Linked DNA regions of Mus musculus: all the other regions are linked to region 4. A link is a loop called in an ENCODE intact Hi-C map of the cell type or tissue named here. Cell type or tissue: gastrocnemius. All regions are shown on one strand.

Region 1 (4,000 bases), 380 kb after region 4:
CAATGCTTTTGTCTGTGAGCTTGATTTAGTCATTCTACAATGCATCTGTATATCAAAATACCATGTTACACATCATAAGAATGTACAGCTAATGCCAACATAAAAATAGTGCATCTTGGAATTATAGGGTAACCTTAGGACAACTGAAGCTATGACAGCATGAACCTGCTATATCGGAGAAAAGTCTTACATCATATTGCTCTATAAGTACATAAGTATTGTCAAACTACCTGTGTTCCTTCCCTTTTAATCCAGACATTAGGTGTCTTCTTAAAAATCACCTCATCCAGTTAGGAGTTTGAGGGTCTGTTTTATACTCTAATATTTCTTATAGATTACCTTCTTTCTCCCTTTTCATTAATGCTGCATGAGTCCATGGTCAATAAGTTCAACTTTACAGACTTGAGCTGATATGTGACCAGAAGATTCCCCGAGTCTCTTATTTTATTTATAATTCATTTTTCACACTCCATATTCCACTCCCCGCTCCCCCCATCCACCCTCCAACTGTTCCACGTCCCACACCTTCTCCCTACACCACCCCATCTCCACGTAGATGCCCCCATTCCCCACCTCACCTAACCTCCAAATTCCCTGGGGCCTCGAGTCTTCTGAGGATTAGGTGCATCATCTCTGAACGAGCACAGACCCAGAAGTCCTCTACTGTACGTGTGTTGGGGGGCTTCATATCAGCTGGTGTATGCTGTCTATTTGGTGGTCCAGTGTTTAAAAGATCCCCTGAGTCTTTTTTTTGTTTTTTTCGAGACAGGGTTTCTCTGTATAGCTCTGGCTGTCCTGGAACTCACTTTGTAGACCAGGCTAGCTTCGAACTCAGAAATCTGCCTGCCTCTGCCTCCAGAGTGCTGGGATTAAAGGTGTGCGCTACCACGCCCGGCTCCCCGAGCCTTTTATTAAGCTGAACAAACATTTTAAATCTGGAGGAAGAAAAATATAGTATGCAAAATATCCTAAACACCACTAAGCATGGGCCTTCTTCTTTGTTGTTAGACTTTCTGATGGTGTTGGTGAGTCAGAATGAACGTTTTCATATTCAAAACGGCAAATACAGGCACATTTCTTAAACAAACCTCAGGATTGTGAGAAATTACCTTCCAGGGTAGAGGATTCCAAGAGTGGAAACATTTTTACATTAAATGATCGTGATTCAAATATTATGATGAATTTTAATTTAGCAGGCAATTAACTCTAATGGAGGAAGCTATCACCTGACAGTGGGTTAACTTGCATTATTCCCTGGTACAGCCACGCTGTTCTTCTTGTGACTAGAAATTCATCCTGCCTCCCCCAGCTAAGGTCAAGGATCCTGTAGGACTTACAGAGGTTCTGGGGCTGGTAGGAAATTGTTTCAGATGCGTGTGCAGCAAGGCTCAGAGCATGGCTTAAAAGTGGAAGATGGCTCTGCTCCTCTCAAATTCTTTCATCTTCCAGAATAGTCACACTCCAGTGAGCGTACCCAAAACTCTTAAAAGTCCAATTAGAAAAATGGTCTTAATTGCCAAGCCAGTGATGTAACAATTATTTGACTCTTGGAGTCGGGGGCTGGGGGGATTGTTATTGTTTAACTGGACTCAAAAGATAAATATTCCGTGCAGATTCCGTAGAAATTTCCTTGGCTGTTTCCTGATCATTAACATGGTTTTTAACTCAGGTTCACAGGGAAGAGCTATTGCATCAATAATCTGCTCTTTTGTTTCATTGTAATGAACTGGTCACACATGCTCACATTATCTCTAATTAAAATTGCGAATTTAAAACAAAGAGTGTGGGAGTGGAAAATAAGACTCTATGGTACCTCTATCTGACCCAAGGCACCACCCGTCCCTATACCCTCTACCATGGAAATACCTCTACCATGTCTGTTTCCCATGGACATGGTATCCTAGAGGCATAAGACTAAGGGAGAAAGTGCACTCTGCGAACTGAGAGAGGATTGAAGGACAAATATGGGGAGACCTATTTTTTTTAAGATCCTGGGAAGCAGAGGGTGACAGCGAAATTGGTGTTAGGCACATTCATAGGGAGGTGCTTCCTGGATCAAAGGTGGAGGATGTGTACGAATGGCTCCCTGAAATCCTAAACCAACCCTTTGGAGGCTTCAAAACGGAAAAGGTTTTAGATAAGGTGTTAGCTGTCCAGTTGTGGGCTGCAGGGGGGTTCTTCTCCCTGACAAGGCTTGGTATGGATCTTGTGCAAGAGCACACTGCCCTCTGCTGGAGAATTCCACAAAGTGGGAGACCCAGACAACTGCATTTCAGCATCCAGTAAGGGCTGCACGGAGAATGTTGAAATCTAAAGCAGAAGGGACCATGCACATTCTACCTCATGAAGGCAGTGCACCCCTCTAGGAAAGGAAGCCTCTTTCAGTGAATAGGCCCTTAGACCTTTGTACAGTGACATCCCCTTGGATGTCTAATGAATGCTGGGTTCCCACCCAACTGCCCAGTATTGAAATCCAACAAAGAAAAAAAAAAATTGAGAAAAGGAAGTGGTACCTAAGTAGTATGTATAAGACAGAATAACAAAGGTCATGGTCAATCAAAAGACTTGTAGAAGCCGAGAGTTGCTGTTGCCAAATTGAATTAAGTGTCTCTGTCGAAAGATTTTTAAAATACTATGAGAATCAAAACAGATGAAAAGCCAAAAATCTAGAAAAGAAACTCTCAGAGAGAAGATGGGAACAACAGAAGGCACTGGGACTGGTAGTGATCCGGGAAGGGGAAGATGCTAAACAATGATGAGGTAGTTATGCTCGGGAAGCCGGGTGTGGCTGTGCAAGCCTTTAATTCCTGCACTTGGGAGACAGAGACAGACAGATCACAGAGTTCAAGGCCAGCCTGGTCCACAGAGTGAGTTTCAGGACAGCCAGGATTATACAGAGAAACCCTGTCCCCAAAACAAGCAAGCAAGCATACAAACAAACAAACAAAAACCCTAATATACGAATAAAACAAGAAAATTTCCTATAACTAGAAGAAATGGGATAGTTTAGATCCTGGATATGAGGAATTAAAAATAAAAAGGACCTTGCTAAGAAATATGCTCAGGATATTTCATAGCGCTTGACATATGCAGATATTCAAAGCCTTCAAAACAATAAAATAAGAAAAAGGGAAGAGGAGACAAAATATCTAAAGCCATCAGAATTAAACTGATGTCAGAATGACTCAGCAGCTACCAAAGGTGAAAAGAAGAGACACCAGCTTGAACTCTGGTGCATTCATGGTACAGATGTCATTGGAGTGGACAACCGCTTTCTGATTGCATTTAGAGCCTACTCCACAGGATGAAACCCAGGCCTGGCACCATTATCCAGCTGAGAGCCTGTGGCTAGATCCTAGAAGAGAACTTGGTACTATTGATCAGCTAAGTGGGTATGGAATTAATCCAACTCTTCCTGATTTATCTTTATTCTCATAGATTAAAGCACCTCTAGTTTTCACCAGAGAGGCAATGTTTGCAGTGGATGCTTGGCATGAAGAGATCCACAACTGGGCAGAGTACAGAGAATGGGAGACTTCAGAGTGTTCAGGCCCAGGGGAGTATAGTACCATACCTCAACTCCCCAAAGGCTTAGGGACCATTGCAGAGGAGTAGATTGTGAGGAATGTGGCTACCAGAGGGAGTGAAAAACTACAGGGAAGCAGAGTCTCCTGGAAACAGGAAGGTGACTGCACATGTGAGCTTGTGGCTGTCCTGGCAGCATGCATAGGGCCCATTTAAGCCCAAGCCAGACCAAATCCCAGCATGACAGGGGGAGCTGGGCAGGAGGTTTTAGCTCCAATGAGGAACTATGAGCAGTTGTTAGTTGCTAGAGAAGAAAGGGTCAGTTTCTCTCCGAGTGTGGCTACTGGTAGGTCAGCCCCTCCCCGGTGGAGGACCACACACCCAGAAAGGTTTGGGCAGCACTGACTGACCTTGACAGAAAAGGAAAGGAAACAAGAGGGAACATGAGGATGGGTGGGGATGGAGAGAGATTGTC
Region 2 (4,000 bases), 520 kb after region 4:
CTGTCTAGTCCAACTTCATTAAAAGTGAAACAACTAAATAGACAAAGCACCTCTGCCAAGGACCACAGAACATTGAGGAAGAGGGGCGGAAAGAATATAAGAGCCAAAGAACAGAGAGACGTATGGCAAAGACATCTGGATGTGACATGGTGCGGCCATTGCAATCATGGACTCTCTGCAGCTCTGATTGTCTTCAGAAGACCAACACAAGATTGGGCCTGCCAGAAATTCACCATGGATGGGGAAGGGGCCCATGAGGCTCCACCCATTCCTAAGGGACTATGGTTAGTGAACAGGCAAGACATGCTAATGAAACTCAGTGGACCCCACAAAGGTAGACATGGAAGTGTGAGGAAGACTTGTTGGGAAGAAAGAAGGAGAGGGAGGGGTTAAAAACAACTAAAATTTGTTATATGAATGAAAGAAAGTATTGAGCAATTAAAAAATTATTAGAAAGAAAGGTAAGAGAACTGGAAGGGGGAAGTATCTTAGTGGTTAAATGCTCTGCTCTCTAAAATTCTAGAAAAAGAACTTTGGGATGCTAATGCATAGGCCGTGTGTTCCATACTCTCTATTCAAGTTAGGGAAGACTAAATATGCAGCTCTGTTTTATGAAAAGCTGGTGGTATTTCACAGTCTAAAAAAGCCTTTATTTCCAAAGCCCTATACAAGAATGACCTCATTTTACCCTGTACCAATTCAAGACGTCCTTTATCTGCTGGGAGGACTCACGTAGGAATGACAAATTGAATCAGACCATGAGGCAACTCTGTAAATTGTTGAAAAATAATGCCTTGACGTGCTCAGCTTTCTGAGTTCCTCTGTGTATTTTCCCAGGAGAAATGAGGCATTTCTTTCACACTTGCTGAGAAACAAGATAAACAAAGTAATTATGACTTCATGTTTAATTTAATACAGCATTTATCTTCCACACATACATAACTCTGCTCTCCCTTTATTTGATGGCTTATGTGGCCATGTGTGTAAACCTCAGGCTCCTTTATTTAGTTCCCAGCAATGTGCAATGTCCATAGCTCTACTACACAACTGTCCTTTAGAGAGAATCATCTTAATAAAATCTACTGTGTTCACTTGATGATTCTGTAGATGTTGTTCTTAACTAGCATTTCAACAGATAAAATCGCTTAGCGTCAGGAGTTTGTAACTCTTTGTTTGAATGAAATATTTTAGAAAAAACAAATCCTCTGTAAGTTTGGGTATAATTGTTTAATTAATTAGGGAATGAGAAGAAAGAAATCATCACTTCCTGGCAAGATGCCACTGTCTTATCATCCATAAATAAGTATTAATAAGTAGCAGATGTACACAAAGGAAAAATACAGCAGCAATGGTCAGAACATAAATCATGGATGCATATTACACTTCACTTTTCTGAGGATTTTTGTATCTGCTGTCTCATTTCATCCTTTGCTTCTTTAAAGATTTGTTTATTTTTTTATGTATGTGAGTACAGTGTAGCTGTATAGATGGTTGTGAGTCTTCATGTGGTTGTTGGGAATTGAATTTTTAAGGCCTCTGCTCACTCCAGTCAACCCTGCTAGCTCCGGTCAACTCTGTTTGTTCAGTCCCTGCTTGCTCCAGCCCAAAGATCTATTTATTATTATACATAAGTACATTGTAGCTGACTTCAGATGCATCAGAAGAAGGCGTCAGATCTCATTATGGGTGGTTGTGAGCCACCATGTAGTTACTGGAATTTGAACTCCAGACCTTCAGAAGAGCAGTTAGTATGCTTACCTGCGGAACCATCTCATCAGACTCTTCGCTTCTTCTTTTTTTATTAGATATTTTCTTCATTTACATTTCAAATGCTATCCCAAAAGTCCCCTATACCCTCCCCCGACCCTGCTCCCCAACCCACCCACTCCTGCTTCTTGGCGCTGGCATTCCCCTGTACTGGGGCATATGGTCTTCGCAAGACCATATTTGAGGGGCCTCTCCTCCCATTGATGAATGACTAGGCCATCTTCTGCTACATATGCAACTACAGACACAGCTCTGGGAGGTACTGGTTAGTTGCCATTTGTGAATAGGAGACCCAAAGTCCAAAAATGTTCATCTTTTCAAAACACAATAAAAGTTTTGATCATCTGTAAAGAACATCACTTTGATGATACCATTGTGAACAATATTTGTGAGTTGATAGACAAACCCATTTGACTAATAGAATGACTATGAAGCACTATAAAAATTTGGTGAAAAATAAACCATGACAAATCTTATAGTGCATAAAATCAATAAGGCAGCCATGCATCTGACTCAGAAAATGTGTGCATTTCTATAGTATGGAAAAAAGTTCAGAGTCTACAAGCATTCACTGAGAGAAGATAGATGTTTCCAGAATCTTCTGCTGTGTTTATTAAACACAAATGTCACCACGGTGACTTGATTGATAAACATGCTTATCATGTGACCATCAGCATCTTCGTTTGGATCTCAGCAACCTTGTAAACGGTGCATATAGCAGCAGGACTGTGATCCCTGCATTGTCGAGATGGAAAGAGTTGCTGGAGGTCAATAGAAAGCCATTCTAGAGCACCAGTGAACTCCATGTTCACCAGGAGACAGAGTCTGGCTCCAAAGTAAGGTGAAGAAGTCATTGGGAAAACACTCTCAGTCACCTTCTGGCCTCAATACACATGTGCACATGCCTCCCCACACATGCCTGCCCATCCACAAGTACACACACATAAGTGTAGACACACACACACAAGAAAAATAAGAAGCACGTCAGTGTTAGTGAGCGTAGCAAAGATGTAAACATAGGAAAAGCAGATATAAATCATACTTAATAATAAAACATTTATATAACTGTAGACACAACCAGAAAAATGACAGCTGACCCTGCTGTGACATGAATGAACATGAGGAGAATGGAATAATAAGGAGACAGTGTGTTTGAAAGCATGAAGGGAGATGATTGCAAAGATTAACGGGACAATGAGCAACAACAAGAGGTGCACTCATCACTTTTGTCATTGCTGTGGCAAAATACCTCTCCCTCCACCAAAAAAAAAAAAAAAAGGCAGTTTAAGCAAGGGAGAACGTACTCTGGCTCACAGTTTTTAAGTGTGCAGTTTACCATAGCAAGGAAGGCATGGCAGTGAGACTGTCTCCAGCTGTAGTGGCAAGGGTGTGGGAAGCCGATCGGATAGCTTCTCTGGAAAGGTCCTCACAGACATGTCCAGAAAATAGTCTACTAAGGGATTCTGAATCTCATCAAACTTGACGACAAAACTAACCACCATAGGAGACAAGGATCATTGAATCTGAAAACCCCCAATCCAGTGAATTTAAGCTACCTCCCAAACTCATTAGGTTAAAGTCAATTCACCTGGATAACTGGACCTCCATTCCTATCCTCTGCTGACTAGCCCATGACATATAGAACCTAGAGATGACTCAGACAGCTCTTCCCTCATGTTTACCTACTGTACTCCTACACACAGAATGTGCAGTAGGGGTTGAAGGCACAGTGATGTGGGTGGATTCATTTTAAATTGAAAAGCCTTGGACACTTATTGCTGGGTTCCTTTCAGATGGTTAAAACATGTTATTCTTGGGGACTTTCTTGCTGGTGGACATATCTCCTTACCCTTTTGTTCATACTGCCACATCTTCCTTCACAGTTACCCAATGTCACACACCTCTAGAGCCCCTGGTGTTGGTTTTCTGTCAGAGCTCTGCTGTGGTGGTTTGAATATGCTTGGCCCATAGGAGGTAGTACTAGTAGTAGGTGTGGCCTTGTTGGAGGAAGTGTGTCACTGTGGGGGTGGGCTTTGAAGCTCTGCTCAGTGAGGAAGAGTCAATCTGCTCCCAGCTTCCTTTAGAGGAAGACATAGAACTCTCAGCTCCTGCAGCACCATGCCTGCATGGATGCTACTATACTTCCCACCTGGATGATAATGGACTAAACATCTGAACCTGTAAGCTAGCCCTAGCTGAATGCTATCCTTTAAAAGAATTGTCATGGTCATGG
Region 3 (4,000 bases), 210 kb after region 4:
TCCCAGCACTTGGGGGGAAAAATCAATTGATGTTTCTTTTAAAAGTATATTTTAATTTGAAAATCTCATTTAATGACCTAATAACTGAGTCATTTTGTGTTTTCAATCTATAAAGTGTCTGCTTATGTCATTGTCCCCACGTGGAAACATAGCTAGCCAGTATCAGATGGGAAACCGTGATGCCTGGAAAAAATTTGTTCAGTTATTTGTTGTTGTTGCTGTTACTGTTGCTGTTGTTGTTGTTGGGTTGCATAGATATTCCACTTTGGCCTATGAATAGAATGGAAATAGAATGTACTAAAAACAGACAAAAGTGTCAAGTGAAAATGCTTATTAGAATGGAAGTTATAGTACTAGCTTATTTTTGTTTTTTACAAATATTACGACGTTCTAAGGAGACCCGCTTGCTCACCTGGCATGAGAAGAATGTACTGGTTTTGAAATAGTTAATGCCTGTCACATCATCCCTACCATAAAAGGAAAAGGACAGATGCCTATAACCTAAGTGGGCCCCAGAGCTTCTTCTCCCCGAAAGTGTGATGATGGACAATTACTAGCCCTTAGAGTTCATTCTCCAGGTGGCAAAACTAATTTGGGGGGAATAGAATAATACAGGCAAAAATCTTAGCCATGTGGTCAGACTTCTTTCTGCAAATGTGTTATTTGTCTTCCAGCAATATTTAACTTCTGAGTGCCTCCACTCCTCTTTGGCACCGGGTCAGAGATCATCTCCGCCTCACAGCATCACTGAGTGGATTAAGTGGGGTTATCCTGTGAAGCACTTAGAAGATGGCCAGGGACATTGCTAGTACACCTAGGTCTTAAATAATGATATTTAAGTATACACTCTAACAAACCAGTTTGCATTACTGTGTGATACCTGATTGCAAGCGTTGAGAGTCTGCTGAGAACAATTCCAGCCGAAAGGGTTCTGGGAAGGCTCACAAATGACCTTAGGAGAGAGATCTGGTCCCTTCTACACAAAGGTGCTTCAAGGACATTGCCTCCATCACAGGAAGTCCCAGTAACTTTCCTCATGTCCCTTTGTGCTACATGGTGCCATCTTTCTGCATGCACAATTCAAATTGCTTTAAAGGAATCCTCTAGTTCTTCCTCCTACCAGGAATGAATTCTTGACCTGGGACCATCAATTCATCAAACCTTAGCAGTTCTGAAACTAATTCCATTTTTATTTTAAACATCTGCTTTAGAATTTATGAGAAATGAATCCTCTTCTCCCCAGTAATGTTTTTTTTTTTCCTACAAGGACAAGAATTCACTGGGGAAACCCTAAGTGAAGATGAATAGGATGTTAAGTGTTGCCAGTATTCCTTTTAATATGAAGCAATTGCATAATGGCCTTCTTTAAACACCCAAGTTAAAAGAGATACGTTAACGTTGCGCACATTACCACGGAGAAGCCCATTCTCTGATTTCAGGCAAGCACCATTCAAGAGCCAACCTACTATTCCAAGAGTTTACTATTTTATTCTTGCTCCAAAATGGCATCAACAGCGATGGGGTGCTTTCGGGGGACTATTGCACAGAATTTCTGCAACAAAGGGGCAGGCTCCAGGAAATGAAACGGGAGCTCTCCTCCCAGCTACACACCCCCTAATCAAACAAGCAGCTTTATGACATGCGCAAACGGAGCAGAAGTCTAAGTGACTTCGGCAGAACTAGCTTCCCCAGGATTTCCTGTCCAAAATCAGAGTGTGGAGATCCGTACTTAACTGGTTACAAATCATCTTAGTAAGCAGAGCTGCCCCGCCCCCATGTTTTTGTTTAAAAAAAAAAAAAAAGAACATACCTATCATTTGCACATTCTCTCTGGACTTCATTTGTTCCCTTTCTTTTCGTTGAATAGGTAGAAAATTAAACAAACAAACAGAAAAACCTTCCTCCGTCTATTTGCTCAGTGTGTCATTTCCCTGTGAGGTTATTTACAGGTTTCTTTAGCCTTTTTTCCTCTCCTGCCTGGTAATTACTTACTGAAAGAAATCTGCTCCTTCAGGGCAAGCTCTTCCTTTTAACCCCTTTAGCTCACTCTTCCTTGGAGGCTAGCAAGGAGTGCGCGGCTCTGCAGTGACGGGGAACCCACCTAGAGGGCCCCCTTGACGCCAGCATATCCCCTGTCAGGCAGCAGTCTGCAGCTGAGCGAGCGGGCTACTGCAGAGTTAATGTACAGTACCAGGGAGCCTGCAAGTGTCCTGCTCAGAGCTGGGGCGGCACAGCCCAGGGCAGACAAGGCGGCTGCGAGGATACCAAAGGTTCTGCCGGAAATTCGGTGTGGGGGGACTCCTGTTGCCACTGTGTTTCAAAAGCATGCAAGGTCTGTATAGCCTGGGCATGAAAATCTTGCGGATGTCAGAGCACCAGAGTAAATGACATCTAATTGGGAACTGAATTGGGGTGGTAAAGACAACAGAGAGACAAGAAAGCCAGCCGAGTAAGAAATTCTTAGACAACGTCTGCCTTGCAGCTGTGAAATTCATTTTCTTTCCAAGGCAAAAAAAAAAAAAAAAAAAAAATATTAAAAGCTCACACACGGTTTTGATAGAGGGGATTCTGCAGTGAGAGAATCGATAGCTTAGTCATTTTACTTAAAGAGAGCAGACAGCCTTATTGTGGGGTTAGGCGGCAGATGAATTTCATCACCACAGCGCCTTCTGAAGTCATGATGGGAGCCAGCACCAATCCTGTCCTGCAAAGCAGAAATTACTCATTGCCTTCCTACTTCGGCATTCGAAACCAGCAATTCTGAGATCGGGAGAAGAAGTTGCCTTGCGCTATACATGGTTTCTAGTCCCTCTGCCCAGGTCTTTGTCGGACACGTCTCAGCCTCAGACAGTAGCACTGCGTTAAAGTGACCACACAGGAATATGTTCCTAAGAAAGAAGAAAAAGCAGTATTCATCCCTAAAGGACAGCATGGCACAGCGACCTGAAGTTTTCCATTTCCCTCCTAACACTTCTTTAACAAGGATAACAAGAAACTGTCTTTTGACTCCTTTTTGTCCACATTCCATAGTCCTTTCTATGAAGATGCATTAATTCATACTCAAGACACTTGGATCTCACCAGGACAATACTCGCCATCATTTAGGAGTAGAGACTGGACTGGTTCTATTAGTGTGTTCACTGGTAGGAGCTACATGGATGGACTCATACCTGCAATACTCTGTGATGTTTCGTTCTCCAAATCCTGGAAGGGCTTTTGTTTTTGCTGTTTGTGTTCTTTTTTGGGGGGGTGATTTTTTTGGGGGGTGAAATTCATTACTTGTTGCAATAATTATCCATGATCGATGCTCAAACCAGAGTGTTGGGATTCATCTGTGAAAATCACTACATGCAACATAGGAGACGAGGAAAATATTAATGACGGAAGAGCTGCGAACATGATGCATGTGAATACCTTCCCTTTCAGAAGGCATTCCTGGATATGGTAAGTAATCAATACCTTCCAGTCTGGAAACTCAGAATTCTAAAACCCCATGGCAACAAGCAGAGCAAGGTCTGTCTTGAGTGCTCAGTATAAAGCCAAGAAGACCATTTGAGAAAGTAACGATTATGCAATTAAATTTTTCTTGTTGCTACAAAGCATCCCAAATAAGAAAGCATAGGATGTTCACAATAGCTAATAGTTCATAAACAAAAATAGACAACCTACCTAGTAAGGAACAGAAATGGTAGGACTGGAAATCTGCTTTGTCTATATTATTATTGTTGTTGTTGTTGTTATTTGAAAATGCTCTAGAAAAGGGCATACATGGATTTCTGATACCAAATATCAATTGGCCTGCATTTCCATAGAAGGTTAAGGGAAACTTTGAATGCTGACTCGATAAAAAACAAACAAACAAACAACCGTAATATCTGACCTGCTCATATTTAAGAATGCTTTAGTTATTTGAGGGTAGTCCTTCTGGGCTGAACCAATAGAATTCTGATAGATTGCTCACACATGAATCATGGAGTGGACCAACTTTACGGAACTTGCT
Region 4 (4,000 bases):
TCCTTTGTGTTGAAAATCTTCATTCTCATCTACTCCTATTATCCATAGGTTTGGGGTCTTCTCATTGTGTCCTGGACTTCCTGGATGTTTTGAGTTATAATCTTTTTGCATTTTCCATTTTCTTTGATTGTTGTGCCGATGTTCTCTATGGAATTTTCTGTACCTGAGAGTCTCTCTTCCATCTCTTGTATTCTGTTGCTGATGCTCACATCTATGGTTCCAGATTTCTTTCCTAGGGTTTCTGTCTCCAGCATTGCCTCACTTTGAGTTTTCTTTATTGTGTCTACTTCCCTTTTTAGGTCTTGGATGGTTTTATTCAATTCCATCACCTGTTTGGTTGTGTTTTCATGCAATTCTTTAAGGGATTTTTGTGCTTCTTCTTTAAGGTCTTCTACCTGTTTAGCAGTGTTCTCCTGTATTTCTTTAAGTGAGTTATTAAAGTCCTCCTTGATGTCCTCTACCATCATCATGAGATATGCTTTTAAATCCGGGTCTAGGTTTTCAGGTATGTTGGGGTGCCCTGGACTGGGCAAAGTGGGAGTGCTGGGTTCTGATGATGGTGAGTGGTCTTGGTTTCTGTTAATAAGATTCTTATGTTTACCTTTCGCTATCTGGTAATCTCTGGAGTTAGTTGTTATAGTTGTCTCTGTTTAGAGATTGTTCCTCTGGTGATTTTGTTACCCTCTATCAGCAGACCTGGGAGACTAGCTCTCTCCTCTGAGTTTCAGTGGTCAGAGCACACTCTGCAGGCAATCTCCTCTTACGGGGAAGGTGCACAGATATCTGGCATTCGGACCTCCCTTCTGGCCAAAGATGAAGGCCCAAAACAGGACCTTTCCCAGAAACTGTGTTGCTTTGGCCTGTCACAGAAGCTGTTAGCTTCTGTAGTCCACACTCTCACCTGTGCAGACTACTTTTGGTGGAGTCCCGGATCCAAGATGGCTCCCGCCGATGCTGAGACAAAGTTCTCCCGGGCCAGGCAGACACCTGTCCTCTGGCCGGGAAGGTGGCCAGATGTCTGGAGCCGAAAAGGGGACTGCCTCAGAAGCTCTGTGGCTCCTGCCTGTCCCAGAAGCTGTTAGCTTCTGTAGTGCACACTCTCACCTGTGCAGACTACTTTCGGCGGAGTCCCGGATCCAAGATGGCTCCCGATGATACCCATCTAATGACTTCTTTTGTGATTGGGTTACCTCATTCAGGATGATATCCTCCAGATACATCCATTTGTCCAAGAATTTCATAAATTCATTGTTTTTAATAGCTGAGTAATACTCCATCATCCTTAGTGAGGTAACCCAATCACAAAAGAAGTCATTAGAGGTCCCCCCCTTTTTAAAGCTGTCTGTTCCCAGCTTTGACTGTGTCATAGAACTTGCTGTGGGTAGGATGCTGAAGCACGTAGCTGAGATCAATGAAGGGGTCACTGATGGCAACAATATCTATTTTGTCAGAATTGAAAGCACCCTGGAGACCAGGCACCTAATCTGACTAAATCTTCTCACTCTAACCTTCACCATCCTGTCTCATGGGTGAGGCTGGCATTTCAGGAGACGAAGCAGCTGTCTCTGGTAATGGGGAGAACTGGAGAACCTAAGACTTCACTTTAGGGTTAAGTTAATAGTTGAAGCTCAAACAGGCAGAGTTCATGAATCCAGGTAGTCATTCAGACTCTGGGGCTATTGGAGTCGGTGCTTCTGGGAGTCTGTGAATCGGTAGTCCAGGGAAAATCAGGGGGGAGTCAACAACCGAATAGAGAGAGTCATAATTCTCCATTTACATTACTGAATACATATATAACAATACAACTCATATTTATTGTATTTCTGTCCTTTCCATACAGGGTGTTTTAGATTGCAACAATATTGTATTGTAAGTAGATTCCTACACTAGTGTTATAAACAGATTGATGAAGACAACACTGTGGGCCTGCATCTGAGCCGTCTTGTGACCTAGTATGGGCTTTCAACTAGATTCTAATAATAAAAAACACTTACCACATATTTAGGTATCTCTAAGCGATTGTTTCCCTTGATACAAAGTGGAGAACACTAATACAGGTTTTCATGAATTGTTGGCCTTCTTTGTTAATTCATGTAGTTCTTCGAAATGGCCACTAGATGGTAGTCTTTAGTTAGTATTGTCACCTCTGCTCCATGATAGGAGCTTTGATTCTAACCAGAAACATTTTGTGTGTTCCTGACGCCCTTTTCCTCAGATGGGTGAGGCAAAGGGCAAGGACTCCGTGTGGTTCAAGAGTCTTCAGTCTTGAATCCTTAAATTTTCTTCTTCGTAGACCTTACTTTCGGATACTATTTATTGAACAATTTTATTTGTCTCCACTGTACCTTTAAGTGATGACTCTTTGAAGAGGGTTGAGGTCTGTACTTACAAGGGTCAAAAAGATAAGAGTACAAGGATAATATGTCAGGCGAAGAACAGGGACGATGAGCTTCGGGATCTGCTGTCACCCCAAGTAAATCCCAGAATTCCCCCGAGCTCTGCAATCATTCACCATCTTAGCTAGAGTTGCCGGACATTGATGCACCGTTGCCAAATACATGTGTGGTCTCTCTGGACAATCGGAAAAAAAAAAAAAGTTTTTCCTCTTCTGTGCTGAAGCCTTGTGATTTTTTTTCCCCCTAGCAAAACCAAACCCAGTGAGCGGCAGTTAACCCGCACTGGCTGTTTGCGCACTGTGTTCCAAGGGCTCTCTCTATTTGTCATGAGTCATCCAATTAACGTCAACTGTAATTATTTCCTCTTCATTTTCCCTTTCCACTGTTGAGTCTCCCGAAGTCACCAATTTCCTTAACTAATTTTAATATCGAAACCTGCATTTCAGGTTCTCCTACTTCACACAACCAAGAAAAAAAAGAAAAAAAGGAATGAGATGCCCTTTTCGATTTTACCCTGAGGTAGAGCAAATCCTTTGACACATTCTGAGAATTCTTCCTGTTCAGTTTTATCATCTGTCCGTACTTCCTTGAAGTTCACTTATGGCTGAACACACGTATTTGCATACGGACTCTCATAAAGTCATTTTCAGTAACTCTGCAATTGATAACTCTCCCAGATAGACACATAGTCCAGAGTTACCTGTTGATCTGTTTCGCTGCCTAAAAGGAGGAGGGCAGCAGTGGAGACAGGACGGACTCACCTGGGGGTAAATGTGAACTTTGGGGCCTTGAACAACAACAGGAAGCTTGGTTTCTGGCTGCTACCACATTAAAACTAGTTGAGGTTTTTATTGTTTGTGGGCTGTGGAAATTTTATTTCCTGGCGTCTAGTAACAGTTGGCGAAGATCCCCATTACCCTCACTGTGAGAAGAAGCCCCATGGTCACTCCACAGCTATTGAGAGCTGCTACACCCCCTCCTGCCCCACCCTGCCCTGCCCTGCCCTGCCCCACCCCAACCCCCCTTCCGCCGCCCAGAGACACAGCTGCCTCCTGACCACCGGAGGCTCCAGTTGGTTTAAGCAAGATTAGTTCAGCTTTGCTTAGCGAAGGGTCACTGTCTAGATCTGTCTTTTCCACACCAGAGAATCCCATGGTGGATTCAATGCCCTCACTCAAATTTCCCAGCCACCAGCCAAGTTCCCTTCTTGTCTCCTCCCCCACAAAATCTTGTTTGCACTGGACGTGGCAGTTATGCGTTATCGGGCTTTTTGATGGTCCGAGGAGCTCTTTATATTCACAAGCATTGCGCAATGGAATGCTATTTAGACACCCATGCTCTTTACAAGCAAGCTAGCATCTGTTTCAACAGCAAGTTGCTTGACCGTTTTTTTTTTTTTTCATCCCAGAGTTATTACAATCTCTCCCAACTCCTTCTCACTTAATGGTTTTTAGCTTCTCTCATGGTGTTTCTGCTCCAGTCACTTTTTGACTCCCCAAACTGCACAGATACTAAAAAAAAAAAACAAAAATAACCAAAACAACAGCAACAACAACAACCCGCTTGGTGTTTTTTAAACAGTACCAGGGGTCTTCCTAGAAGAC
Region 5 (4,000 bases), 110 kb after region 4:
CGGAATGAATTCTTGGAGGACTGACTTATTTTAGCACTGAGGTGACTTAGGTGGGCATCTGAGTTTTAAGTAACCATGGCAACATTTGCTTATTGACTTAGTACTGCTGATCGATCACTCTGTGAACACTCACTGGCCTGATTGAGCACTCAATTACTGAATACTCTCTTGTTGAGCACTCACTGTCTGAGTACTCACTTGCTAAGTACTCACTGAGTACTCATTACCAAGCCCTTGCTTACTGAGCACTTACTAATTGAGCACTTATTTAATATTAAGGACTCAGAAAGATGAAAAAAAGGTGTGGCCAATCATTCCCAAAACAAAATGGAGGAGATCGCTATAAAAAATGCACAAATAAACACTAGGGTGTGTCAGAGTGTGAGCAGTATTATTGGGGAACACAGAGGACTTTACTCATTTTGAATGACACACCTGCATGGCGTCTCACCGGGAAAAGGTTGGATTTTCCTTGGAGAGTAATTCAGACATCCCACCCATTTCTAATTATTGTATTAAACACCCTTGTAAAGAAGTCAGTAAGTATGTTACCTTTGCAAAATTTTGACCAACAAGAGTCATGGTGTTATTACCACTCTGGGTTTCAGTGCTGCCTCTAGTCTATGAAAAAGCTACTTGGAGGCAGGGGATATATAGACGGGCTTGGTAGATGGTATGCTTAGAATGAGCAGAGCTCTGTCCTGATCCACAGTCCTTAGTAAGCCAAGCAACTTTATAATCTGTAATTCTAGGATATCTGCATCTCCTGCTAGTGTCTCTAAAAGTTACTCTCGGTGTGTCTTGGCTGCCCGTGCTTCTCTTCGTCTTTCCCAGATGGTTCTGGTTGGTTACTGCCTCTCTTAGTGTAAGTCAATAAGATGATCAATATAAAACAAACTTGAAGCTTCCTCTTAGAAAGGCTAGATAAGTGCTAGGTAGTGTATTATTTAAGAGGATCAAGAAAGGAGAGATAACTAGAATACTGATGAGGTACAAGTTAAATCACTGGCGTGAGGCTGTAAAATAATGAATTTGTGTGTGTTAGTCCAGCTTTTGCCTCAGACTGATAATGCCTATATTTTAATTATAGCTTTTTGTAAATACAAATACAAATAGCTGGGATCACTGGTCTAGAAGTGTTCTTAATCAACTTTTTTTTTAAGTCCACAGGTATTTAATTTCCCTTTCCAGCTTTAAAATCATTTACATTTCTGTTCTTATTACAGTCTCAATAAAATACATGCTTCGGTGTATATATTTAATGTAAGATTAAATTAATTCCTTTAAATTAATTTCTCCTATAATAGAGCAGTGTGAGACTTCAATTATTTTTTTAAAAAAGTCCCTTAGTATTATATGAAATTACAAAAGTTGTCAGCTAACAAGCTACCTGAGGGTTCATTAGTTTATCATAGATTAATATAACCTTTTATTTTTATCGATATTATAAAATGAGACTAGACTGTCTTCAAACCTGTGCTAAAGGAAGCCTTTAGTTTATGTCTGTTGGCCAAATGAAATTTTAACTAAATAAATGTTTACTGGCCTTTGAAATACAGGTGAAATATCTAATATTATATATATATATATAAAACAAAGCCCCGAGCTAATGCTAAGTAAGGTTTATTTCTAAGGAAACTCTTCATGGGCACAGGCATATTGATTTGCTATCACAATTTGTAACTAAAGTTGTTCATAACTGATTCTCTTTGTCTTGTTTAGTAAATGTAGTCTGGTCTCTCCACATGAGACTCATCTTTTCTTTTCCACAAACTGAAAGTCCTGCTCAATATTAAACATATAAGACCATCATACCCATCTGAATGTAAAACGAGAGGTTACAGTCTGATCTCTTGAAGCAATTTGTCACAAGAATGTTTTGCAATAGAAATTTCAAAGTCACCATGCAAAGCATCACTCCCTTTAAGAATTAATGTGCATCAGAGAAAACTCTCATGGCAGCTGCCAATGCTTAACGCAGAAACCCATCACTGGCCAAAGAACCAATAACAAGTGACGGTGGGGTTCTCCTTCCTAAGTGAGATTGCTCTTTTCACTGCCTCCGAGGCTCAGGAGCATCACAGAGAGGCAATCAGAGTATGGAGAAATGTGCAGTCAAAGACATCTTCTGGTCATGACATAGCATTGCACTCAGGAACTGCTATCATTGTCTGAATAAGACCTGCAGAACACTGGACCCCTTAACATTTCAACATGGGTGTGGGATGGTAGGGAAATGGACATACAAGGGCCTGCTCTCCCTGAGGGACTATTAGCAGCTAAAGGTTGTTGGAGGAAGGGTGTTATTTTATTCGGGGGTGTCACTGCTAGTCATTTACCCTGCTTCCAGTAAATACCCCCCCTCCCATGCCCAGGAAAGACATTCTAAATGCAGTAGTTTGTGTGGATAATTAACTCTAGCTATTGGCTTCCAACCTTAGATACTCTTACCTGAGGAACAAAGGACTAAAACAAAAGACATAAAAAATTTGTGGCTGTGCTAGATGTGCTGCTGGCTTTAGAACTTTCCCTCTGTCCCAACGTCACAGCAGTCTCTGTACTTGAAGAGCTGTTATCTTTTGTGACGCTTACTGCAGCGTACACAAATGCTTTTTTTTTTTTTTTTGCTTGAATTAAAATTAAGCAATACTAGAGAAGAGTTCAAGCATGATTGAGAATTGCACAACAGTTGAAGATGTTGTCTGAGCTTTGCACCCCATGCATGTAACCCAATGCCTACAAAATCAGCTGCTTTAAATATGTTGCAGAAACGTACTGGAAACATAGAGTACTGACGAAATCCTTTGAAAATACCGAGAAACAGTAATTCCCCCTCCCTGCCCTTTTAGATTCAATTAACCAAATGGTGCCTTGTAATTCCAGACTCCTACGGGTGGGGGGGGGGGAAGCTGTTGGGAAGCATCAGGATGGGGGCTGCAGAGAGGACCTTGAAGAAAGGATGCTCTGAGTTCTAAGGAGTTTTGGAAGCAGTGATTTGAATGCCAAACAAAGGGTCATGCCTCTTACAGAGATTGCATACAAACAGAACCTAGAAAACCATAAAGTCGAGTGTGTTGATTCTTTAGGAAGGTGCGGTGTCCTTGCTATGGTAGGCGTTTCTCTGCTGAAGGGAAAGATGTCTGGGCAGGGATATGGGGAATGAAATGATGCATCAGAAATAATACTGGTTCTTGTAGAGATTTAATTCTATAATCAAAACAACAATAAAATCAAGTACATTTATCCTGACAGTGAGAAACACATTTGGTTCTGTTTTGAGAAATATTTTATTTTTTTAAGTGTTATGCATTTGATTCATTAAATGATTCTTCTGTATATGTTAGGTGTTCAGGAATTTAGGTGCCGTTCTAGCAAGGTATGGAGTCAATAAAACAAGACATTTCAAATTAACATGCTTTACAGAACAATGCTTGGAACTGTGTTTCAAAAGCCACATTAACGCTCAATGAACAAAAGAACACAGTTCATTGGGATTATTGTATACGGGCATTTCTTTGGAGACTGTATGATTAACTCAGAGGTAGTTTAAAGCTGAGAGTCAGACGGTCATGTTCTTATTATAACCCATATAGTTTCCTTAGCAGCTACACAGAATGATTTACAAAGCAAATGGCTTGAGTAGTATTTCTAACTGGGGAAATTGTATTGTGTTTCTCTTTCAAATCTCTGTGATCCAAGTTCTGGGTGTAACCCAGAGCCTGACTGGGGGAGGGGAGGGATAGCCCACGTGTGATTTACTCTTTGGTCACTAGATGGCACCATGCCTCCCCTAGAGTAAGCTGCACGGTTCTGACTAGCTCCGATAGCAGCTAGGAGACAATTGTCCTTCCCATGGGCTTCTGATTTATTTAAACTATCAGGGTAATAATTAGCAGAATTTCACGGTTTTAAAGGATGGCACTTCTGTTTGTATCTGAGATATATTTACTCTGGCAGTGTACTGGCTGTTTTTGTGTCAACTTGACACAGCTGGAGTTAT
Region 6 (4,000 bases), 320 kb after region 4:
AGGCTGACCACATAGCATTGGATAATCAGTGAAGGAACATTTCCCTGGGAGGACTGTTTCTGGGAGGACCATTTCTCCTAATCATATCGTTCTCAGTTCTTTATCTACTATCGAGACCCTTAGTTGCCCTTTTCAAATTAGGATTTCCATAGGTGTCATGGTTGTTCAGGTCTTGTTTTAGACAACCATGTTGATTAGACTTTGTGGGTATAGCCTGTCTGACATTTCTAAAAGACACAGTCTTACGACAAACATTTTTTTGAGCACTGTAATATGAAATGAAGAAGTATACTTTCTTTTATTTTTTGTCTTTTATTTATTTATTTTTTACACTCCAGATTTTATCTCCCTCCCCCCACTGCCACCATCCACCCTCCAACTGTTCCACATCTCATTCCTCCTCCCCACTCCTTGTCTCCATGAGGATATCATCCTCGTGGCAAAGTATACTTTCTTGAAAACCTAAAAATTAAAAAAAAGGGGGGGGGGGGAATCAATGCTATAAATGTTTTTTTACAGAGCCATTGCTTCTGGGTGCTCAGCCAGGTGGATTTTATTTCACCACTTCACAGCTAAAGAAAATAAAAATATAACACTCCATATGCTGCAGGCCAGAGAGGACACACCTAGCCTGGCTTGCTCGCCACCTCCCCGGAAGACTTTTTAGCCTCCCTCCTTTGGGATGATGCGCTTCGGAGCTGTTGTCAGCAGTGCGGTTGGAAGGGGACGGGGAAATGAATAGGATTTGAAGGGGTGTGGAAAGGTGTGAGCCTTTCCGTGATCCTCGGGATTTGCAGAAGCCTTTCGAGTTATTTATGCCGCCGTGCGCCCTGTGTCGGTTAATATTTCATCTCTGCTTTCAGTTTCTAAACGACAGATGCTTTAAAAAAAAAAAAATCAGCGTGAGGTTCGGCTTCCTCCTACCCTTCGCCCCATGTCTCCGTGCTCCAGACCAACCCTGTTAGCCCTTTTGATTTAATCTTCACAGTTCTGTACTCACTGGAGGGACAGAAAATGGATGCTAATATACCAAAATAGACACTTAGAAAACTCGTTTTTAAAAATGACTCTGCAGCTTCACCTGCAAGTAAAAGACATAAAGGCATTTCCACCTCACCACTAATGACCATAAATATTAACATTGAGGTCAGTTCACAGTTTGCCAGTGTTACGGCCGTATTTTAAAGTTACATTTTACTTCATAGTATAACACATTACTTCAAGAGGATATCCTTATAGGTAACATTAAATTTCATATAGTTCTATAAACTACTTTTCCTTTTCCTTTTTTGAAAATAGATTCTTCACTCATACATCAGACCACAGTTGCCCTCCCTCCACGCTTCCCAGCGACCTCACCACCTCCCCTCTCCCTCAGATCCACACCCGCTCAGTTTCCTCTTGAGAAAAGAGCAGGCCTCTAAGAGATGACGGTCAGACAGGGCAAAACAAGATACACAGTAAGGAAAGGCAAAGGCCCTCGAATCCAAGCCAGACAAGGCAACCTAGTAGGAGGAAGAGGCTCAGGAACAGGCATTAGAGTCAGAGACACACCCACTGCCACCGTTGGAAGCCCCACAAAAACACGGAGCCATCACATATATGCAGAGGACCTGGTGCCGACCCACGCAGGCCTTGGGCTTGTCACTTAGGTCTCTATGAGCCCATGTATGTGAGCCCTTGCTTAGCTGATTCAGTGGCCCGTGTTCTCCTGGTGTCCTCCATCCTCTCTCACTCTATAATCTCTTGGGTTTTTTTGGTTTTTTTTTGTTTTGTTTTTTTTTTTGTTTTTGTTTTTGTTTTGTTTTTGTTTTTTTTTGTTTTTGTTTTTTTTTGTTGTTGTTTTTTGTTTTTTTGTTTGTTTTTTTTTGTTTTTTTTGTTGTTGTTTTTTTGTTTTTTTGTTTTTTTGTTTTTTTGCTCTTCCACGGGGTTTTCAGAGCTCCTAGGAGAAGGACCCTATGGGAACCTCCAGTTAGGTTCTCCACATAATGTCTGAGTGGGGGTCTCTAAAGCTTCTCCCATCTGCTGGCCCATTGAAGATGGACTCTTTGAGAATGACTGGACAAGTCGCTAGATCTAGGAGGATAGCAGAATATCTTTAGGATTTTTTTCCCTCAGTACTGTGGCTCAGCCTTAGCGCTCTGGGCTCTCCAGTCTCTCTCTGGGTCCTAGCTATCAGGTCGTATAGAGCATGGGCTCCCTCTGGTGGTGTGGTTCTCAAGTTAAACCGAAATCTGTTGGCCATTCCCACAAGTTCTACACATCATTGCCGCAGCACATCTTGCAGGTCTGATGTATTGCCGATTGTAGGTGGAGGGTTTCCTGTGTATTTTATGACTTCATTTTAAAATTATATTTCACTTCATAGTAAAGCACTTTGCTTGAAGATATCTTTGTATGTGATATTAAATTTGTTATACAGTTCTGTAAACACGTTTCTACAAGAAATTTAGTGAACATTTATTAATGGGCAAAGTAACAAAATCTTAGAGTATAAGAAAAACAATCTTTGGAAGGAAATGAAAGTTTAATTTCTCACCACATCTTACTCAGATAAAAACAGTACAAGCAATGGCTACGCTAAAAATTCATTTGAATCTGCCTTAAAGGATTGTTACCATATACTCTGTTACAGTCAAGCTATTTGTGGGCTTATTTCACTGATGCAGCATTGGAGGGGTATTTGGGTTTTTTTGTTTTGTTTTGTTTTTTTAATCAAGTGCCTGAAATGGAATGAACAAGAAAATAGCGCCCTCTATGAGTGGGAATGAGGACTGCATCTTTTAAATAACGTATTCGAAGTCTGAAAAATGGTCTTAACTAATGGCCTAGCACAATTAAAACGAGATGTTTTACACTAGGTATTTTTCCTTATAAGCAGTTTGATGATGAGAAAAAAAAACTAGGAGGAAAAGCATGTGTTTCCTGATGTTTCATTAAATTATGTCTCATTAAGTCCTGACATCATAACGGAGATTAAACCCTCCGAGAATGCTCTCTGCGAAGCATCACACCAACAGAGAAGGAACCCGTGCCTTCTAGCACACGGTCCCTAAATCAGGATGTGTATAGTGGGGCTGGGTAATACATACATTTACCAACTGTTCTCACTCATTTTACCTCTCCAGTAATGTTACTGCTAAAGATGCTGATGGAGCAATCATGTTTGCTCCAAGTAGGCCAGGGGACTGCTGCTTGCGCTGCCTTTCAGTGCCTCTCCTTTCTCAGCCAGCACCATACCACGCAGTTCTATACTGTTCCCTCCATGAAAACACGGATGGATGCTGTCTTTTCAGTGTAAAAGGGGGGTCTCTCATACTCGTCTCACTAAAGTCCCATTTCCCTTGGGGTTCTTTCCTTGTTTGGCTCTGCTCTGTCAAGGATGAATTGAGGAAATTATTTTTCAGAAGGAATATTGTCTTTGGCTTTTGACAACTGTCAGAAGGGACAGGCCTCTTCATTTGGTATTCCCAAAGCTTGTGCCATCCATTCCAGAATTGTCACTCACCAGAGCTATGCTAATGCCATTTCTGCCTTCCCCGTGCAGACGGTGGGGATTTCTGTGCTTAGCAGAATGCCAAAGATATCAAAGCCCATACTCCACTGACACACTAATGACAGCCAGCGACATCTGTCATTTATAATTTCAACCTAGCTTTTTCTGAATGTGTATAGAATCGCTTTTCTCCATTATGCGCTGTTTCTGTTGTGCATGCTAACTCTGGTGCCATCTGTGTTAGTGGTTCCCAGTGTCTCAGAGAGCAGACTCTTTGCCAACAAGCAATGCCTCTCACTCGAGGAAAATGACATAATCAAATCCTGTTTTTTTCATAACCCACCTGTGAGTGGCATGTTACTATCCATGTTCCGTGTTATTGGGACATACGGAACTGAAGCTCTGGTTCAAGAATTGAGTTAAGGTGTTCTGGCTTATAGTAACGAAAACATTATTTCAGGCAATTAGCAAAACTTGTTAATGTTCCAAAGAAAGGAATATAT

The links. A loop is a pair of places that touch in the nucleus more often than their neighbours do. Peaks named below come from ENCODE experiments on the same cell type or tissue, not always from the same donor. Only the 100,000 strongest peaks of a DNase experiment are listed, where the experiment ranks them.
Region 1: it touches region 4 in a loop (4-fold over the local background); 17 of 42 quality-filtered maps call a loop at or near these places.
Region 2: it touches region 4 in a loop (2.6-fold over the local background); 29 of 42 quality-filtered maps call a loop at or near these places.
Region 3: a loop joins it to region 4, with 2.2 times the contacts of the local background. A loop is called at or near these places in 9 of 42 quality-filtered maps.
Region 5: it touches region 4 in a loop (6-fold over the local background); 25 of 42 quality-filtered maps call a loop at or near these places.
Region 6: a loop joins it to region 4, with 3 times the contacts of the local background. A loop is called at or near these places in 36 of 42 quality-filtered maps.

The regions. Positions count from the first base shown.
Region 1 is chr13:109,607,766-109,611,765 of GRCm38, forward strand. The region is part of intron 3 of Pde4d (phosphodiesterase 4D, cAMP specific); the gene reads left to right. Among named protein-coding and RNA genes, the nearest start is that of Gm32703, 170 kb to the left of the region's middle. In gastrocnemius, a CTCF peak has its summit at 2,232 (motif pointing left); a DNase peak (open chromatin) is centred at 2,217; H3K27ac peaks cover 325 bases.
Region 2 is chr13:109,743,219-109,747,218 of GRCm38, forward strand. The region is part of intron 4 of Pde4d (phosphodiesterase 4D, cAMP specific); the gene reads left to right. Among named protein-coding and RNA genes, the nearest start is that of Mir1904, 160 kb to the right of the region's middle. In gastrocnemius, no CTCF peak of the experiment used is centred here; no DNase peak of the experiment used is centred here.
Region 3 is chr13:109,438,910-109,442,909 of GRCm38, forward strand. The region is part of intron 3 of Pde4d (phosphodiesterase 4D, cAMP specific); the gene reads left to right. It overlaps Gm32703 (a long non-coding RNA gene), which reads right to left and starts at 2,102. Exons shown (of 3, transcript XR_003950566.1): 1 at 1,993-2,102. In gastrocnemius, a CTCF peak has its summit at 2,088; DNase peaks (open chromatin) are centred at 727, 1,578, 2,140 and 2,760; H3K4me3 peaks cover 3,233 bases; H3K27ac peaks cover 3,549 bases.
Region 4 is chr13:109,227,241-109,231,240 of GRCm38, forward strand. The region is part of intron 3 of Pde4d (phosphodiesterase 4D, cAMP specific); the gene reads left to right. Among named protein-coding and RNA genes, the nearest start is that of Mir582, 96 kb to the right of the region's middle. In gastrocnemius, a CTCF peak has its summit at 2,110 (motif pointing right); DNase peaks (open chromatin) are centred at 951 and 2,637; H3K4me3 peaks cover 1,518 bases; H3K27ac peaks cover 1,701 bases.
Region 5 is chr13:109,340,025-109,344,024 of GRCm38, forward strand. All of the region lies in intron 3 of Pde4d (phosphodiesterase 4D, cAMP specific), which reads left to right. Among named protein-coding and RNA genes, the nearest start is that of Mir582, 17 kb to the left of the region's middle. In gastrocnemius, a CTCF peak has its summit at 2,147; a DNase peak (open chromatin) is centred at 3,762; H3K27ac peaks cover 274 bases.
Region 6 is chr13:109,545,733-109,549,732 of GRCm38, forward strand. All of the region lies in intron 3 of Pde4d (phosphodiesterase 4D, cAMP specific), which reads left to right. Among named protein-coding and RNA genes, the nearest start is that of Gm32703, 110 kb to the left of the region's middle. In gastrocnemius, CTCF peaks have their summits at 2,215 (motif pointing left) and 2,768; DNase peaks (open chromatin) are centred at 1,544, 2,199 and 3,695; H3K4me3 peaks cover 1,240 bases; H3K27ac peaks cover 1,468 bases.